Linked DNA regions of Homo sapiens: region 2 is linked to region 1. A link is a loop called in an ENCODE intact Hi-C map of the cell type or tissue named here. Cell type or tissue: heart left ventricle. All regions are shown on one strand. Links, peaks and the distances in the headings refer to the core of each region. The heading gives the core; the rest is flanking DNA. Region 1 overlaps PLEKHA6 (pleckstrin homology domain containing A6). Region 2 overlaps PLEKHA6 (pleckstrin homology domain containing A6).

Evidence for each region. Peaks named below come from ENCODE experiments on the same cell type or tissue, not always from the same donor. Only the 100,000 strongest peaks of a DNase experiment are listed, where the experiment ranks them.
Region 2: it touches region 1 in a loop (1.8-fold over the local background); 15 of 110 quality-filtered maps call a loop at or near these places.

Annotation. Positions count from the first base shown.
Region 1 is chr1:204,345,406-204,352,844 of GRCh38, forward strand. All of the region lies in intron 1 of PLEKHA6 (pleckstrin homology domain containing A6), which reads right to left. It also overlaps the pseudogene RPL21P19. Among named protein-coding and RNA genes, the nearest start is that of PLEKHA6, 11 kb to the right of the region's middle. RefSeq lists an enhancer at 3,189-3,927. In heart left ventricle, for the core only: no CTCF peak of the experiment used is centred there; DNase peaks (open chromatin) are centred at 3,606 and 5,676; H3K4me3 peaks cover 723 bases; H3K27ac peaks cover 1,979 bases.
Region 2 is chr1:204,292,554-204,299,992 of GRCh38, forward strand. All of the region lies in intron 1 of PLEKHA6 (pleckstrin homology domain containing A6), which reads right to left. Among named protein-coding and RNA genes, the nearest start is that of PLEKHA6, 64 kb to the right of the region's middle. RefSeq lists an enhancer at 2,775-3,666. In heart left ventricle, for the core only: a CTCF peak has its summit at 4,031; no DNase peak of the experiment used is centred there; H3K27ac peaks cover 3,840 bases.

The sequences.
Region 1 (7,439 bases), core at 1,478-6,477:
CCAGGCTTCTTTGCTCAGCCCCCTGGCCCCACTCCCTTCGAGGTTTCTTTCCACTGAGAACCCTCTCCACACTCCCCATCTCTGCTGTGCCACTCTTCCAGAGGTCTCAGGTTCTCTTCTTCCCGCCCCCCTCAGGTCTGGGTGCCACCATGAGGCAGATGTCACAGGATCTCCCCGTTACCCTCCCCCAGCGCCCACGTGCACTGTGACCTGGGTTCAGCCTCACCCACAGCACAAGTACTAGAGAGCTGGTGGAGGAGGCACTCAAGCATTTCCCTGAAAGAACAGCAGGGCCAACAATGACTCCTCCTGTCCCCTCTTCCCCCACACTATGTTCTGCTCCCCCTGACCCCAGAGCAGGTTCCCCCCAGCAAAGCCACTGGAGCAAACCCTCCTTTCTCTGCTGAGTCACTTGACCTTAATGGTAAGAGACCAGAAGCCCTGGAGAAAATCAGCTCACCCAACTTCCCAGTCGCTCTCCACACTCACATCTGAACACACACAAGAAAAGTGACCCCTGTTACAGGGATAGCAAGGAAGAGCAGAAAGGTGTGGAGAGGAGTACAGAGAAAAGAAGAGAATGAGCGAAGCTCACCCTGCTAGCCACCACCAGATGGTTAAGCTGGCTTTAAGTGGGGACACTTGGTTTCTGGATTCAGAGAAGGCCTGTTCTGCAAAGGGAAGCTATGGCTCCTAGAGGAGCTGCTGCCCCATTGGATAGCCCCCTCCTCAATCACAAGTGGGCAGCAGGGAGCAAGGAAGACTACTGGCACTGGGTGTGGTCTCTGATTCTCCCTCCACCCTAGCTCTGCCTCTAAGCCCTGCCTCAGCTGCTTTGTGACTAGATTTCTGCACTGTCTGACAGCCCCCTCGATTATACCTAGAGCAGCTGACAGGCCCTCTCTGTATGCATGGGAACATGAGAGCAGCAAACACTCTCACTCTCACCCCCCTAGAGGAGGCAGCATCTACCACCTGCCTCTTCCAGAACACGGGTCTGGGCACCTGAGGGTGGCCAGCCGGGCAGCTCTGAGCCACCACAAATGAGCCATGACCACAGGGGAAGCCATGACAAAGTGGAGTCAAATAAATAACCACATCCCCCACACCTCCATTTCTCTTACTGGTTAATACACACCCACACTCACAGTTGGGTCACACGAGGGGCAAGAAGATGGCTCGGCAGGAAACATGGAAACATCCATAAATTCTAATTCTGATTCCTCCCTCACTTCCCAATGTGGCCATGGGTAAGTGACCCATCACCTCAGAAACAGACTCTTTGTATTCTCTTTCCCAGGGATGTTCCTTGCTGAGAAAAAGAATTCAGCGATATTTCTCCCATTTGCTTTTTTTTTTTTTAACACCTATTATGCCATGAATTCATAGGGAATAGGTTCCAGCAGCTCAGGCTCCTTCCCATTGGTTCTCACAAAGTGTGCTTCTCTGGGTGGAGCAGGCTGGCGCTTTAGTTGAATCCAGGTAACTTTCTCTTTGGCTTCTTTCTTTTTCTGATCATTTTCCTTCACACGTTTCAGGAAGCTATCTCGGCTCTTAGAGTGCTTAATGTGCTCAATACGCACATTAATTCTCTTGGCAAGAATCTTGCCTTTAACTTGTTTGTTTACAACAATGCCAACAGCATGCTGGGTAACATTGTAGACTCTTCCAGTTTTGCCGTGGTAACGCGTGTGGGGCATTCCTTTTTGAACAGTACCCATTCCCTTGATGTCTACAATATCACCTTTCTTATAGACTCGCATATACGTGGCCAAAGGAACAACTCCATGTTTTCTAAAAGGCCTAGAGAACATACATCGGGTGCCTCTCCTCTTTCCCTTTGTATTCGTCATTTTGGCGAATTACTGGAAGATGGCAGTTATGGCCGAAAGGCTCCCATTTGCTTTTGAAAGAAGAGAAATATGGCTCTGTTCTGCCTGGCTCACTGGCTGTCAGAGTTTAAGGTGATCTCTCTTGTTCCCTAAACACTGCTGTTATCCTGTTCTTTTTTCAAGGTGCCCAGATTTCATATTGTTTAAACACACATGCTCTACAATTTGTGCAGTTAACGCAATTATCACTGGGTCCTGAGGTGACATACATCCTCCTCGGCTTACGAGATGACAGGATTAAGAGATTAAAGTAAAGACAGGCATAGGAAATCACAAGGGTATTGATTGGGGAAGCGATAAGTGTCCATGAAATCTTCACAATTTATGTTTAGAGATTGCAGTAAAGACAGGCATAAGAAATTATAAAAGTATTAATTTGGGGAACTAATAAATGTCCATGAAATCTTCACAAACCACGTTCTTCTGCCATGGCTTCAGTCGGTCCCTCCGTTTTGGGTCCCTGACTTCCCGCAACAAAAGGTCACCCTGGACAAGCTGGGAGAATAGAGTATATTGAGTGGGTAGATGGCAGAGTATATGGATGCAGAGATTAGGGGTTCCTATAAGAAAGATACTCATCCAATTTCACAGTGTAAATCAGCTCTTCTTGAAGCACTGGGCATGCTCTCCTTGCCAGCTGGTACCATCCTGAAGTACCGATTCTCCTTATCAGAAACCCACCATCTCCCCAGCCTCTACTCACCCAGCTGGAGCTAGAAACGTACATCCAACTTGAATTTCAGCGGAATTCCTAGTCGCACACACCCACCACCCTGGCCTGTAACACCACATGTTACAGAGGCACCAAGAGCCGTAAATAACAAATCAAGAGCCTGGACAAGATACCTTCTGACTGCTCTCATTTTTACAGTTGGAAATGCTGCTTAAAGCAGTGGGTGCTGAGTAAATTAACAAGAAACCTAGAGAGACCAGGACATGGCTAGAGCTGAAGCTTCTTGACCCTCTGCAACCTTCTCCTCAAGCCACGGGCCCTAATTCAGCCATCAGCCACCCTTCAGCCCTCCCTTCAACACAGGGCAGGTTGGGCAGCTTGAAGCTGAAAAGAGAATACGCCCAAACAGCAAGGAAATGTCTCCCAGCCATAAATGCCTTGCCCGTTCTTCTGTTTGCAAAGAGCAAAGTCCATTTGGGAAGGGAAGGAATGGTACCAGCTAGTGAACCCCACACAAACCAACCCGGTCCTGAGAGATGGACACACAGGCTGAATTCACACAGCATGGCTGAAAATGGAACCGAGCAGTGTGGATTCCTTCATTCGCTCCTGCTTCTCATTCCAGGCCTTATCTTTATTTTATCACAATAAATATTTATAGGGTCAGCATTTGGCCTGGGTATTCCACAGCCACTCGCGCCCCTCTTGCTTCAGGCACTCCCAACTCAGCCCCCAGGTGCCAAACCCCCCCCCCGCCATCTCCCCCACCCTGCTGACCTTAGCCTGTGCTCAAGGCCACACTTGGCAGACATCCTGCTGACTGTCATCTCCATTGTCAGATGGGAGATAGACAATGAGAAACGGGCTTCTCTGGGGACTGGTTTAAGGCTTTCCTGTCAAAAAACCTCCCAGAAGCCTGAGGCCTCTAGGCATGGCCTGGGCCCCTGACACCAAGTCTGCCCTCACAGTGAGGTCCAGTTGCTTGGCAACCAGAACAGCTTGTCGGGAGGGGTTAGCTTCAGCCCACGCAGCTAGCCCCACCCATCCTTCCCGGCTGACTCCCCTCAGACACGGAGGGAACACCCAGACTGCTTCAAGCTTGGCCTTCTCTTTTCACAGCTCTCCTCAGTCCCAGCCTCTGCAGTCCCTGAGACAGCAGACAAGAGGAGCCTGAGTTCCGGGCCTGGCTCCAGGCCCTCAATTTTAAGGGGGCCAGGACAGACACCTGGGATCTGTTTGGATCTTGAGATCTCTCTTTCTCTCCCTATAAGAATCCTTGAGTTCTTGGCCGGGTGCGGTGGCTCACGCCTATAATCCCAGCACTTTGGGAGGCCGAGGCGGGCGGATCACTTGAGGTCAGGAGTTCGAGACCAGCCTGGCCAATATGGCGAAACCCCGTCTCTACTAAAAGTACAAAAAATTTAGCTGGGCATGGTGGTGTGTGCCTGTAATCCCAGCTACTTGGGAGGCTGAGGCAGGAGAATCACTTGAACCCAGGAGCCAGAGGTTGCAGTGAGCCAAGATCACGCCACTGCGCTCCAGCCTGGGCAACAGAGCAGGACTCCATCTCAAAAAAAAAAAAAAAAAAAGAATCCTTGAGTTCTCCTCACAGCAGGAATAAAACTGGGCAGCAGATTCAGCAGGCGTTAGGGTGGGCTGTGGACCTGAGCAACAGAGACCCAGCTCGAGCCTTGGCTCCAGGACTTGCTGCTTCTGGCCCTAGGCAAGTCATGAGACTTCTCAGTCTCGTTGACTTCATAGATCAGAGTGGCGAGGATGCCCCAGGTGATGGCACCTGGAAGGTGAGAGCAGTGGGGGAGGGCCTATACATACCTGAAGAGCCTTAGTGCGCATGCTGTCTCAGTGTTTCACTGAAAGAAGTGACTCATCTGTGAGTGCGAAAGCAAGTTGAAGGGTGAAGACTATCTTTAAAAATAAATATGTATAGGCCAGACAAGACTGCAATATGACATGCACCACTTACAGTAAGGGTAACACGCATGTGCTCCTGGAATGTATTTCTACTGGTTGCAGTCAAAAATTTCGATGTCTTCCTTTTAAAACATTCTGGCCAGGCGCAGTGGTTCATGTCTGTAATCCCAGCACTTTGGGAAGCTGAGGCAGATGGCTCACTTGAGCCCAGAAGTTCAAGACCAGCCTGGACAACATGGTGAAACCGTCTCTACCAAAAAATACAAAAATTAGCTGGGCACAGTGGCAAGCACGTGTAGTCCCAGCTCCTTGGGAGGCTGAGGTGGGAGGATGGCTTGAGCCAGGGAGGTCAAGGCTGCAATGAGCTATGATGTCACCAGGACACTCCAGCATGGGTGACAGAGTAAGACCGTGTCTCAAAAACAAAAACAAAAATAAAAAAACCTTTCTTGCTCTTGCAGATGTTCCAACCTGTGTAACTTGTGTTCTGCCCTCAGCAGAGTGAGCTGGTAAACTCCTTGAGGTAAGAGCCATGTCTCTAATTTGTCAAGAATTCCAACCATCCCACCACCATCCCCTCCGCAGGGCTGGGCTCAGAGCAGGGTTGGCCTCTAGTGCAAGCTCTTCACAGGCTGGAAAGCAGCCACCAAATCAAAAATCACTATGGAAGGAGAGGAAGGAACCCACCGCTGACGGTGCCAGGCACTGCTCCCAAACGTGTGCTCTGGAGGTCCAAGTTCTCTCCATTTTACAGATGAAGAAATCAAAGCTCAAAGAGGTAAAATTGTCTGGGAGATGGGGGCGGGGGGAGGACCAGGACTGACGTCTTGGTTTGGATGGCCCCTGGTTTTATCACTGCCAGGGTTAGCTCCTGAGCCGCCCTGTCAAATCCCCTAAACGTCCCATGAAGGCCAAGACGACTCACACTGCAAAACATACACACAAAGGGTCGGAAACAGCACAACATTCTTTCCTACCTGCCTTTTTCTGGCTTTCCCAGTCCCACGAGGGAGAGAGGAGAGGGCTGTGCTGGGGGCATCTGGGATCTGTCTTCCTCCTTGTCCAGCCCTTGTCCTTCTCTGCCTCTTTTGAGGCTGACTTCCCCCAGCTCACCACCCTCCTCTCCGAACGCCAGCTAACCGGTTACCCGGGCAACCCAGCTGGGAGGCCGCCAGTTACCACGGCAACCCAGCATGGCCGCCAGGCTGCCTTGCTTAGGAAGGTCAGGGGACCAGCCGGGCTACCGAGCAGCTGGGATGCTGCTGGCAGGACTGGCCCAGGCAGGGGGAGTGGGGTGTGGCGGGGGGGAGGTGGCCTACGTGCCTGAGATAACTAAGTTCCTGCTGTCAGGGGCCACCTTTCCCTTTGACATGTTTCCCATGAAGCAGGCTCCCCCAACTTGGGCATGAACCACAAGCCGTCCTCCCCAGTTCCATCACCCAAGCCGAACCCGACCCCTCCCACCTTCTCTACAGAGTTCCGGTCGCCTCACCTCCAGGAAGGCTTCTCAGGCTGAGCAGCAGCCAGCTGTCATTCAGCCTAACCCCAGGCCCTCTCACCCTCCGCCCTTCCTGAGCATATCCAGGAGTCCACACATATGCAACATGCGTGTGTCAGCGTGCAGATGTGGTCTCTCTGTGAAATATGGTGGTAAAAATCATAAGGAAGAGCTAATATTTTCTAGTACTTACTATGTGCCTAGCATGTTGTAGGTGACTTGTGTGAAGTTTCTCAATTGAGCCATACAACAATCATATTATCCTCACTTCGCAGATAGAGTGCCTGAGACTTAGAGAAGGTGAGGGACTTACTCAAGGCTGCACAGGTACTAACCAGCAGAGACAGGGTGAGGCTGTGTAGGGACCAGCTTCCTGGAATTCCTTCAGCTCCTGCCCTCCCCAAGCTCCTCCCACCAACCAATCCCAGGCCTGGTTTCAAGGTGACATTTTTAACTTTTATTAAGTTATTAAGTTTCACCATGCCCAACATGGTAAAAACTCATCTCTACTAAAAATACAAAAATTAGCCAGGCGTGGTGGTGCATGTCTGTAATCCCAACTACTCAGGAGGCTGAGGCAAGAGAATCGTTTGAACCTGGCAGGCGGAGGTTGCAGTGAGCCGAGATCTCGCCACTGCACTCCAGCCTGGGTGACAGAGTGAGACTTTGTCTCAAAAAAAAAGATTATTTAGGCCAGGTGTGGTGGCTCACACCTGTAACCCCAGCACTTCCGGAGGCCAAGGCAGACAGATCACTTGAGGCCAGGAATTTGAGACCAGCCTGGCCAACATGGTGAAACCCCATCTCTACTAAAAATACCAAAATTAGCCCGGCATGGTGGCGCATGCCTTGTAATCCCAGCTACTCAGGAGGCTGAGGCAGGAGAATTGCTTGAACCTGGGAGGCAGAGGTTGCAGTGAGCCAAGATCGCACCACTGCACTCCAGCCTGGGCCACAGAGCGAGACTCCGTCTCAAAAAAAAAAAGAAAAGAAAAAAGAAAAAAAGACTATCCAGTGCCACATGTTTTCTTCATATTATTTTATTTCATTTACTCCTTGCCGCTGCGGAGACTTCAGTCTCCTAACAGGATAGCTTAGGAAACAGAGACCCAGAGAGGTTAAGTAATTTTCCCAAGCTGAGACCCGGCTTAAGGTTTCTGCCTTGGGGAACCTCCTAGGAGAGTCTATCCTTTTCTTTTTTGGCCACCAACATATGTAGCATATGTCTGTATCATATACAGCATGGTCGTTTGCTCACTCATCTGCTCCCTTACAAGAGCGTGAGTTTAAAAATTTTTTTTTGACCGGTCACAGTGGCTCACGCCTGTAGTCCCAATACTTTGGGAGGCCGAGGCAGGAGGATCACTTGAGCCCAGGAGTTTAAGACTAGCCTGGGCAACAAAGTGAGACTCTGTCTCTACAAAAAATAAAATAATCAGCCAGG
Region 2 (7,439 bases), core at 1,168-6,167, 53 kb before region 1:
GCTGATGCCCACCTGTGTCCCTCGCCCTGGCTGATGCCCCCCATTTCCCTCACCCTGGCTGACGCCTACCTGTGTCTCTTGCCCTGGCTTGGTCTTTGTGGTGCTCACCCAGCACTGGGTGGATGCTCCTGGAGCATGCCAGTGGCAGCACCTGAGAGGCTCCTGGGATGGATGGAAACAGGGTCAGGACAGGTCAACTAAGGGGAGCACTGCAAGACAGGGAAGACTGATAGAAATGAGGGATGCAAAGTCTAATTAGATCACACATTTGATGTGAAGAGGGGGAATAAAAAACAACCAAATGCCACTCCCAAGGCGGAAGTCTGGAGGTTGTGGAAGCAGCTGGAAGCTGTTAGTGTTAGAGAGCTCCCGGCCAGACACACGGCTGCGTTCCAGGCCTCTGTACCCCTCCCCTCCCGCCTCTTCTCTGTACCCTAACCTTCCTCCTCCTGGCATGGAGCCCCACCTCTCTCCCCCAACTTGTTCTGAGGGTGGGATGACTGGGAGAGGGAGCAAGCCCACACTGTGGGAGTGGGGGAGGGAGCACAAAGTTTAAGGGGCATCCAAAAACTCAGTAATCAGACTTTTTTTTTTTCTTTGAGATGGAGTCTTGCTCTGTCACCCAGGCTGCAGTGCAGTGGCGCGATCTTGGCTCATTGCAACCTCTGCCTCCCAAGTTCAAGCGATTATCCTGCCTCAGCCTCCCAAGTAGCTGGGACTACAGGCATGTGCCACCACACCCAGTTAATTTTTGTATTTTCAGTAGAGATACGGTTTCACCATGCTGGCCAGGCTGATCTCGAACTCCTGGCCTCAGGTGATCCGCCCGCCTTGGCCTCCCAAAGTGCTGGGATTACAAGCATGAGCCACTGCACCCGGCCAATCAAGACTTATTTTAACGCGATATTTTTGAAATAAAAATTAACATTAAAAACCCATGATGAATGAAATACCAACATTTCAAATAAAGACAGGACCAGTATCACTGGAATTTCCCTTTTGCCTCAGCCTCCAATTTGGCTTAAAGTGGCACTGTTTTAGATCCTGTCTTTATTTCGAATGTTACTATTTTGTTCTTCATGAAATGTTTGCATTGATTTTGATTTTAAAATTATTGCATTGAAATGTTATTTATCTTGACTACCGAGTTTTTTGGCACCCATTTGGCAAAATGTAAGACATTTTGTACCTAAGGGGAGTGTATTAATCGCCTTACTCTAGTCAGCCCTGCTCAGGGATGAGGAAAGACGGGACAAGGCTCAGGAAGTCCCAGAGAGGATCCTGTGCTCTTTAAGAAAACTTCAATGCATGAACATGGAGAAAGGCTGAGGGACTTTCCAGACTGAGAGGAAAGAGACATGATCCTGAATTGGATTCTAATGACATTATTAGGACAACTGGTGAAATTTCAATATGGACTGTATATTAGATAATAGAATTGTATCGATGTTATTAAGTTTCCTGAGTCTGTTAATTGTACTGTGGTTATGCAAGAGAATGTCCTTGTTTTTAAAAGGAAAAAGAGAAGATGAAGAAAGAGTGGCCAGAGCGTGACAGCTGCTTGACAGCTGCATTAAGCCAAACACCCTTCTCTCTCTCCAGCCTGTCTCTCCTCCAATTCCAGGCCATCCCAGGAGGATACGGAGGAAGTGGTGATGGCAGAAAATCTTGTCCAGAAGATAGGGTACTGGAGGGCTGGTTGGACATTTCTTCTTGAAATAAGAATTAACCTTGAATTCCCAAATTACCCTTCACCCTCCCAGGAAAACTTGACAACTAGCACAGAAAGAAAAAGGAAATTAACACCTATCCAAGTCATGATGCTAGCGAATTCTCTGCTTAACCCCCAGAGATAGGTATTGCTGTCCTGCTGTTGCGGAGGAAGAACCTGAGAGGTCAGGTTATTAGCCCAAGGCTACACAGTTAGGAAGTGAGAGAACTGGGATTAGAGCCCAGGACACAGCCCAAAGCCAGCTTTCTTCCCACTTTATGTTAGTTGTGCAACTTGAAATTCCCTTCTCATGCATCATCCTACCAGCTAATCCTTTCGTTTATTTTTATTGAGTTGAATCCGCATTAGCCTTGAGATTTTTGGCTCTGGAGTCAGACTGCCCCAGTTCCAATCCCGGCTCCACCAGTTACTACCTAAGGGACTCTGGGTGAGAAACTTAACCTCTCTGTGCTTTCATTCCCCCATCTGTGAAAACGGGATAATATACGGACCTTCTTCATGGGTTCGTCACAGGAGTAAATAAGATTATACCCACAAAAAATTTATGAAAGGTTCTGGCACTTAGTAAATGTTCAATAAATGCTAATAATCATTATTATCTGTCTGCATCTGCCTTGGGCTATTTATCCTTAGGAGACAGTGGCTCAATTTTGATTATAAAACCCCTCACCACTTTGACACCTACAGATGGATGCTTAATAATTTGTTCCTAAAGAAGTTATCCATCAAGATAGTACCCTCTCCCCTGTACTTAGGAGCCAGAACAATTAACACCTGAGAATCTCAAATGTGAGGGAGGTCTGTTCCTAGTGTAATTTGAACTGGGAGGTGGGCTTTTGTGTGTGTGTCATGGTTGAAAGCAGTCCATTCTAAGGGTCAACATTACTGGACAGAAATAATTGACTAAGAAGACCCAGTTCTAGGCCAGGCGCATTGGCTCATGCCCATAATCCCAGCACTTTGGGAGGCCAAGGTGGGTGGATTTCCTGAGGTCTGGAGTTCAAGTACAGCCTGGCCAACATAATGAAACCCTGTTTCTACTAAAAATACAAAAAGTAACCAGGTGTGGTGGCACACGCCTGTAGTCCCAGCTACTCGGGAGGCTGAGGCAAGAGGATCGCTTGAATCCGGGAGGCGGAGGTTGCAGTGAGCTGAGGTCATGCTATTGCACTCTAGCCTGGGTGACAGAGGGAGATGCCATCTCAAAAAAAAAAAAACAAACAACAAAAAAAAAATTCTAGTGCTTATGCTGCTATCCAGCTGCATAAGGTGTGTAGCAAGTCCTTGTTCTCTTGGGGCCCACTAGACCTGAGAAAGGGAATCTCATTGCCCCTAGAGCAAATTATAGGACAAAAGAGCTGCTCATCCTGAGCACCTTCGGTTCTTCAGGGAAGCGCTCCTTCCAAAGGCTGCCTGCTCATCTGAAACCCTCACCCCATTTTAGAGGCTTAGATTCAGCTGGGGAGGACCCACAGCCCGAGAAGGAAAACAAACCAACAGATTATGCTTCTAGGTGGCCACAGCAGGCCAAGCCAAGGGCAGGGTGGCCAAAGGTCAAGCAGCAGTCAGACTGAGCCAACACGAGCCTCCTGTGACAAAGCCAGAGCCAGAGCAGGGCAATTTTCTAACTATAAACGGAAACTCAAGAAGCTCCAAACCGCACAAACACACGTGGGAAGATGAGGGTAAGGCACAGAAGCTACGGGGTGCACGCACACAGAGGAAGGGGCTTCATGACGTGCAGGCAGGGGACCAAGGAAGGGCATATGTGTCAGTGTCGTGGATGCAGCAACAGATCTGGGTTTCTGGGGTCCTGGAGCTTATACAATTTGTGGTGGGAGGGGCGTGGTCCTCATTAAGGAAAAGACTATAGGTACAAATTTGTGTGTTAGATATGGCCTTGGAAGGGGCCAGTGCAAGTGCATCCTCCTCCCCATGTGGATTTCTGAACACTGGTGCACACTCACATGCGTGTGTTTCGTGGCCTCCTGGTTCCCGTCTCAGCACTATTTCTCTTTCCTCTCACACAGTGCTTTGCCTGATTTTTTTTTTTAATGGTAGAGAGCATGAATTAAAGCCCCCACATCTTGGAATTCAATTCCTCTCCAACACATGTGATGGGCATTTAGATTTTGCATGCCTTCCCCTACCCTCCTCCAATGCCCTGCACCATCATCACTATCTACCAGAGCAGAGTCCCTCCCCACTCCCCTACTCGCTTTGCTGTGGGTAGCCCCACCTTCCCCAAAGGGCATTGCAGCGGCCCTCTAAGCTGCCAGAAGGGTGAAACCACAGCTCCCCCCAGCTGCCTGGCCCCTTGCATTCCAGCCCTGCACCCAGAGTTTGACCTTCTCTGTGGCTGGCTGCAGACGTGCTCTGTGTTACAGAAATAGTCCAGCTCCTGAGCCCCTCCAGGCCTCCCTCTGCTTCACTCAGAGACACCCCCACCTCACTGGCTCCAAAAGAGTCAGGCAGGATCAGAGAGAAGTGCTCCGTTCTCCAGCCTCCTCCCACACACTACTCAGAGCAGAGAGTGGGGCCTGCCTGTTCCCCTCCTTCTCCTTCCAGCCTCAGTACTCTGTGTCTGCAGAGAGCGTGGACGGAAATGAGAGGTTTGAGGCATCGCAGAGTGAAGGGGAGCAGAAAGAAAAAGCCTGCAGTACCATGGAAAGCTTATGCAATTTGACCTGAAGAAAGGAGTTCAGATTTAGGAACATGGCTATTACCACCATAACCAGAGAGCCACCGTACCCATCCCTGCAGATTTCTTTTTTTAAACTACCAGCTCCATGGAGAGAGAAAGGAAAAGAATTTAGTGACAACAGTAGAGATAAAATCCGAATCAGATGGAGAAAGTCACTAACTAACATATCCTTCTTCCTAGAAAGAAAAATCTCCTGGCTCTAACATTTGTCTTTGATGTGACATTTAACTCCTAAACACTACCTTCTGGTAGGAAAATACATGGATACATGGAGTGTCTAAATGTAAATTTCTCTTGTTGGAAAGTCTCAAGACAAAGACTAATCCTCGTCCCCCTTTAAGTTTTCTCTTTCCAACAAGAAATTCTACTGGGTGTAAGGCACTGGGCCTTAGCACATGGCTACAAAGGACAAGGTCGCTGTCCTGGGGGAGTTGATATCAGGCAGTCTTTTCTCCTGTTCACCTGGGGTAGAACTGTTTGGTTCCCCAGTTGGTCAGAGAGAAAAGGAAGGATGGCTGGGAAGTCACAATGCCTGGATTAGAATCCTGACTCTACTCCATACTAGCAATGGGACTTTGGACAAGTTATTCAATCTCTCTATGCCTCAGTTTCCTCATCGGCAACAGGGGGGGTGGGTAACAGTTTCTACTTCATAGGATTTATTGTGAGGATTAAGTGACTTAATTCACATAAAATGCCTAAAACGATGCCTGTTACACGTTCGTGGTTATCATTGTCTCAACCCCCCAGCTTGTGGAACCACCAGAAACATCGGAACTGAAATTCAGTCCCCTCTACATTGCTAACTATGAGCTGTTTCTTATCAGAGATCCAAAAGGATTTAGGGTTCTTTGCAGGTTTTGGTTGCCCAACCTCCACAAGGTCCATCAATGTGAGTGATAGAGGGAAGACGGCATCTTGATCTAGGACCCCTTTGCTGTCCTCCCCCTACTCCTCATATCTCTCCCCATTGACTTGCCTGAACCTCCACACCTTTCTCATGGTTCACAATTGGCTCTGGTCCCATGGAGCCAGTAGTTGGAAAAGAAGAATCTAGAGGAGTGCTCTTGGGCATTTCCACAAGTAGTCAGACATGTGTCTCTTCTCCTCAGGGGTTCACTTCGATGAAGAGCAGCAGCCAGTCAAAAATGCTTCCAAATCCCATAGAGCCTGGCCCAAGCCCTTGTCTTCTCATGCAAAAATAGTTTCATATTCACTAATTCAATCCTAACCTAAGCAAGATGGTGGGCCTGAGTCTTCCTTGTGAGCCCCAGATGGAATGAGGGACAATGGATGGATTCAGTTACATCATGAAAGACTGAATTTAGAAACAATGAGCTTTCCAACAGTGAGACTTTTCAATGTTGACTCCCTAGTGTCAAATGGAACAATCAAACCATTTATGAAAGACTTTACTAAAAGGGTAGAGTGGTACCTGAGGAGGGGTCGGGGACTGAATGGCCTTCAAGGTCCAGGTTCCGGGTCTTTTCTGCACATGGAGAATGGCAATGACACACAGCCATGCCCCAGGTTCCATCAGTCAGACTACCCTGCTCCTTGCTAGGCCTTGCCCGTCCTCATGCCAGGCAGGAGAAGAGCCAAGCGAGAGGAGTTGGGGTGTGTAAACTCTCTAGGCCAGACTCCCCTAGGCTTGGAGGTCCAAGAAGGGCTAATGTGCAACAGAAAGTACTAACCCATTTCTAGAAACTGGCCCCATCCCTAGATCCATGGTTAAGGAAATAACCATGTGCCTAAACCCTACCCACTCTTGTGGTTACATGGGGTAGCCACCTGATCTCAGCTCAGCCAAAATCCCTCCCCAGGGATGGGAACAGAGATGGAGAGAAAAAAGAGGCCAGCCCTTCTCCAGGCAATTCTATTGGTGATGTGCACAGGAAGGAGCTGCTTTTCCATCTTTTCTTTCCTATAGACTGACCAGGAAGCTGAAAGTCCTCTCTGCAATGAGAGAAGTGAATGAGCCAGCACACAGAGAGGGGCAAAGACCATATCTGTGGCATTCAGCTTCTTGCTTCTAGTCCATTCTTGTGATCCAGCCATTTCTTTGACCTTGAGTTCTGAGAGACACCCCAGCTCCCTTATAATTAAATCCCCTCTGGGGCTTCAGCTGCTTTGAGTAGTCAGTAACTTGTACCCAGAAGTCACAAATTAATCCCAGAGGAAGGGACAAGATAATTTCCAGAGGACCCAAAGTCTCCATCTAGACTTTGCACACATGGTTGGTATGAGGAAGAAAAGGAAAGCAAACAGGAGGAAGAAGGGAAAGCACTGGGAATTTTGTCTAAAGACAGCAGAAAAGGGTGCTGGGAGGCTGTCACCAGCCTAGACACCAGGCCATCTGAGAGGACAGGAAGAAAGAGGAGGGTCAGAGAAAGCAGGTGAGCTTCCTACTGCCCAGTGCAGAAGAGCCCCTGGGATGTTTAAGAGGGAGCTGGCAACAGAAGTGGGGTGTGTCATATAGGTGAGCTAAGGTCCATAGGGAAGGTGGCAGGGGAGGACTGCTGACCGAAGGACTCAGGGAGCTCTGAGCCGGCAGCCAGCAAGCTGACACAGCTTTGAGACATTTTCCCAGAGGACAGCCATTATTGAGGGGAGAAAACATCTCGCATTCTTTCTCCTGCACTTTCCAAAGCAACGTGGGTCTTCTACTGTCTTAGGGCCTCACAGTTCTCTCAGGCTAAGAGGTTTAACCTGCCCCCTCATGTCTTCTTTAGAAAGGCCTACTTCCCTGGCACCAATTCCATGAGCTAATGTCCCCTTTAAGAATATTTTTTGCCCCATCTGTTCTCTAGTTGGCTGGAGCAGATGTTCTTTGTTCCTGTGGAAACTAACCTACCACCCTTCCTAATGGGTGTCTCCCTAGTGAAGCACAGGCCACTCCCCTGCCAGAGCAGCCGGCCCTTCTACTGCTTGGAGTTCACTGATGGCAGGCTCCTCACCACAGAGGAACACCATGGACACATGTGCCTGAATATTAAGAGTCCA